2 separate regions of the Mus musculus genome follow, and region 2 is linked to region 1. Evidence: chromatin loops called from intact Hi-C (ENCODE). Cell type or tissue: left cerebral cortex. All regions are shown on one strand.

Region 1 (2,500 bases):
CAAGGTATGTTGTTGATGCTATTGAGAGAAGAGGAAGTCCCTGCTGGGGCAGGGAGAGGGCTGCTCTCACTATTTATTGAGGAATGATGATCTAAAGGGCAATGATCGGCTAGTACTGAAAACTAGTGATCCAGTAGTAAACACACAGCCAAAATCCTCTGCCGTGTTACATTTATGGATAACTTGTAGGCTACTATTTTCATCAGAGACCAAAATGCCTGATATAATAGCAAGGGAAGAGGGTGAGTTGTCTCAGATGGCATAGCTGTGGTTGCTTGGCTCTGTGCGCTTGGAAAGAACATCCTGGTGGCAGAAGTGTAGGGAGAAGGAGTGTTTTTTCTTTATTTCATGACAGACAGAAGTCATGCAGAGAGAGAAAGAGGAGAGGGAGAGAGGGGAGGGGAAAGGTGGGAGGGAGAGAGAGTTAGAGAGATGCCTTTCTCTCCTTTCTAATTCCACTAAGCCCTATCTTCCAAACATTCCACACTCTCCCAGTATAGCAGGTGCAGCTACAAACACAACCACACATGGGGGGTGGGGAGGGGTTGATTTTACATTAACTACAAAGCCAGTCAATAGATAAATAGATATATAGTTATCTTAGATAATGATAGTGTCCCAACTAAAGGCTTCAAACACAGACTGTGTTGCATGCCCACACATACACACACACCACCCCTACCACCACCATCACCACACACCACTGGTACATGAATTATAAATGCAATCTAAATTAAGTAGAGTGGAGAAACCAAGCTGACCTCTCTGGCTATGGATATCATATGACCAGCTTCTTCAAGCTCCTGCTACAGAGACTTCCCTACCATAATGGACTATGGGTTAAAATGTGAACTACTATAAACCTCTTATCTCTTAGGTCGTCTTTGTTGGAAAAAAATGTATCTCTGCACCAAGAAATAATAGTAAGATAGTGTTTCTTTTTTTTTTTTCTTTTGGTAGTGCACACCTTTCATAGCACTTGAAAGACAGAGGTAGGAAGAAATCTCTGTGAGTTTTGTTTTGGGCCAGCCTGTTCTACACAGTGATTTCTTGCTTGCTTGCTTGCTTATTTATTTATTTATTTTTATTAGGTATTTTCTTCATTTACATTTCCAATGCTATCCCAAAAGTCCCCCATACCCTCCCCCCCCACTCCCCTACTCACCCACTCCCACTTCTTGGCCCTGGTGTTCCCCTATACTGGGGCATATAAAGTTTGCAAGACCAATGGGCCTCTCTTTCCAATGATGGCCGACTAGGCCATCTTCTGATACATATGCAGCTAGAGCCACGAGCTCCGGGGGGGGGGGGTACTGGTTAGTTCATATTGTTTCTTTAACCTGAGGAGCTGGAGAGATAGCTCAGCAGTTAAAAGCACTTGCTACTTTTGCTAGGGTTCAGCTCCCAGCGGGAACATGACAGCTAACAAGGAGTCCTAACACCCTCTTCTGGCCTCTGTGTGCACTGCATGTGTGTGGTGCATAGACACACATGCAGGCAAAACACACTTAAGATATAAATAAATAAATAAATAAATAAATCTTTAAAAAATATAATTAGAAAATGTGTTTGGTTATGTTTAGAGGAAAAGAGATATTTCAAGCAGATACCCCGTCAATTTCATCTTTGTAAACTTACAAATGGAAATTTGGAGTCAATTACCTTAGACATTACATAAACCTTTACTTAATATGTTTTTAAAAATATTGTTGATACCTTTAGCTTCTTGGGTACTTTCTCTAGCTCCTTCATTGGGGGCCATGTGATCCATCCAATAGCCGACTGTGAGCATCCACTTCTATGTTTGCTAGGCCCAGGCATACTCTGACAAGAGACAGCTATATCAGGGTCCTTTCAGCATAATCTTGCTAGTGTATGCAATGGTGTCAGCATTTGGAAGCTGATTATGGGATGGATCCCCGGATATGGCAGTCTCTACACGGTCCATCTTTTTATCTCAGCTCCAAACTTTGTCTCTGTACCTCCTTCCAAGGGTGTTTTGTTCCCACTTCTAAGGAGGGGCATAGTGTCCACACTTCAGTCTTCATTTTTCTTGAGTTTCATGTGTTTAGGAAATTGTATCTTATATCTTGGATATCCTAGGTTTTGGGCTAATATCCACTTATCAGTGAGTACATATTGTGTGAGTTCCTTTGTGAATGTGTTACCTCACTCAGGATGATGTCCTCCAGGTCCATCCATTTGGCTAGGAATTTCATAAATTCATTCTTTTTAATAGCTGAGTAGTACTCCATTGTGTAGATGTACCACATTTTCTGTATCCATTCCTCTGTTGAGGGGCATCTGGGTTCTTTCCAGCTTGTGGCTATTATAAATAAGGCTGCTATGAACATAGTGGAGCAGGTGTCCTTCTTACTGGTTGGAACATCTTCTGGATATATGCACAGGAGAGGTATTTAGGGATCCACCGGTAGTACTATGTCCAATTTTCTGAGGAACCGCCAGACTGATTTCCAGAGTGGTTGTATAAGCTTGCAAT
Region 2 (2,500 bases), 340 kb before region 1:
GCGGGCAGGGGCAGGCAGAACTGGTGGAGGCACAGCTCAGCACTGGAGAGCTGTGTCCTCAGGCAGAAGAGCACTCCTGGATGGGTACCCATCCCTACATCTCCCTTAAAGGGAAATGTGCAGGTGACTTCCCCCTCCCCCACCACCCGCTTAAGTAGTGTTCTCTAGTGGTTGAATTTTCAACTTCATGTATTTGTGATTGATTGTCTTAGTGCTGAGTTCATTGATTCGAGGAACATTTGTTATGGTCTCGTTGCTTAATTTAAATATCATCCAAAATACCCTGGCCCAACTCTTTCGTCAGCTTGCCATTGGAAATAGGAAAAGTTTTAAAAGTTTATATTTGGTTTAGATTCTTTAGATAGAAGAATTTCCTCTTTTTATGTATGATAAAAACAGCCAAGCAAACACACAACTTTCTATTTCTTTCTCTGCTTTACAAGAAAGGGTTATAAGTCCTGCTCAGGAATGGATGGGACCTGCCTTACTGACAGCTTTAGGTTTGAGAGACAAGACATTGGTAACTCTCTTTGCCATAGACCCTCTTTTGCCTTAACTGTAGAGTCCTCACGAGGGAAAGGCACAGGGAACTCACTGCCACGAGCTCGTGTCCACCCACTGATGATTTTTCAGGAGCTCATTTAATGTCAGAATTTACCTGCCACTCTGCAAAGGCAAAGGAGAGAACTTCACTCCTAGGCTGGACTGTGCTTCCCATTCAATTTCAAATCGAATGTGTGGGAATCCCATTAAATCAGTAAAATATGTATAGTTTCACCTAGCCAAAATCTTAGAGGGTCCTGTGGGTGATGGCCTTGACAAGCGCTGTAGCAAATAAACAAACAAGGATGATACACAGCAGACCTGAACCCACCTACCCGCTCAGTTGAAGTTCTGTGGCAAAGGTGTAATTCCTTCTGCAGCTGCAGGGGTTCATCAGAGAGGGAGCACTAGAGGTCACTGTTGCGATGCGAAGCACACAAGCTCTTCCCTTGAGTTGGGCAGAGCTTCATGCTGGCCTAACCCAGTTTGTCTTCCCTATGCCTTGCCTGCACATCTTTTTGCAGTTTATTAATATGAATAATTGGGCTGTGAGCTGCGGATGTTTGTTTGCTCGCTTGCAATGTGGTACAGAGTGTCACCGGAAGATCCATATTAAAAGGCTTCCCTTCCTCGTTCATCTCAGCCAGGGAAAAAGTGAGCAGCTGAGATTTGAGGAGAAGCCAGTGCTCATGTCTGCTTAGCTCTGCCTGGGCCTCCCACGGGTGCCGTTTCAACCTTGGATCTGTATCCATCGGGGTTCGATTTCTCTATGAAGTCATTGGATAAATGTGGAGAGCCTAGAACTGAAGTGAACAAGAACACTTAAACATTAAACTTGGAATTCTTAGTTAGCAGACCTATTTAAGAGTTAACTTTTCTTCAAGTGTCCAAATTTATAATTCAATGGCTTCCGAAAATTAAGGTGACTTTTAGTTAATTTCTTATTGGCATTTTGACAATGTGACATGCAAACGTAGAACAAAAGATTTCATTTCCTAATTTTTACATTATTCCTCACTCTTTACATTTTGGAGGAGTCAAGGTTCACTTGTTGCTGGGTTGGGATAGAAAAATGTATGCTACCATGGTATCAGTTTTGGAAGACGGAGCAATGTATTATGAGTTTATGAACAGGGGTGCGCGTTAACCAAAGGGCAGGCAACTGGAATCAGCACAAGCATTTCAAAGTTGCCTTATGAGACTTCCCCAAACTCTCCTGAACCAGATTGTTTATTAATAAGAAGTGAATCAATCTCAAATCCCACAAGTAAAGTCGGGGGAACTGCATATAAGCAAAAGAAAATTAAAGACCTGCCTCTCAGGTGAATGTAAACACCTTTCTTCTTTATTTACAAGTGACTCACAAGGAGAAAAATCTGTCATCCACTGAGTTGGCCTTTGGGTAACAATAAGAACATTTGCCTAGGGGACTCTGTAAACCTGGGATTAGGTGAACTCTAATTTGAATATTAATTGATCTACTTAATCATCTGAGAAATTTGCATTAGAAAGATTCCATGCAAATACAGCCACCCTCTCTCCTCCCCACTCTTACATATGCATGGGGGTGCATGCACACACGTGCATGCACACACACACACACTTATGTGTAAGTACACATTACTAATTCATGTGCCAGTAACACTCTATGACTCTAGTTAGTACCTATATATTTAAAAAGAAATATATTGAGTGGGTTATATTCTTTGTTTCTGGTGTTCCATATGACATTTCAAAGTTGGAAACCAGCCCTAAGATTTTAGCCTATGTCCAGGTCGAGATAAGTTTGTTATTACATTGAGTCATCCTTCTGTGCAAACACAGTGGCAGGCATCCTTGCTCATGGGCTTGCTGTTTGAGAGGCTGTGCTCCTGCATCTCTCTGGTTTCTTCACTTCCTTCTAAGACAGAGGTACTAGAACAAGGGAAAGATGATTTATTTATTCTACACTTGTTCT

The links. A loop is a pair of places that touch in the nucleus more often than their neighbours do. Peaks named below come from ENCODE experiments on the same cell type or tissue, not always from the same donor. Only the 100,000 strongest peaks of a DNase experiment are listed, where the experiment ranks them.
Region 2: it touches region 1 in a loop (4-fold over the local background); 10 of 42 quality-filtered maps call a loop at or near these places.

What each region holds. Positions count from the first base shown.
Region 1 is chr8:112,908,290-112,910,789 of GRCm38, forward strand. The region is part of intron 1 of Gm45904 (a long non-coding RNA gene); the gene reads right to left. Among named protein-coding and RNA genes, the nearest start is that of Gm45904, 13 kb to the right of the region's middle. In left cerebral cortex, a CTCF peak has its summit at 1,471 (motif pointing left); a DNase peak (open chromatin) is centred at 1,439.
Region 2 is chr8:112,570,707-112,573,206 of GRCm38, forward strand. The region is part of intron 1 of Cntnap4 (contactin associated protein-like 4); the gene reads left to right. Among named protein-coding and RNA genes, the nearest start is that of Cntnap4, 1.9 kb to the left of the region's middle. In left cerebral cortex, a CTCF peak has its summit at 950 (motif pointing right); DNase peaks (open chromatin) are centred at 530 and 976; H3K4me3 peaks cover 1,466 bases; H3K27ac peaks cover 327 bases.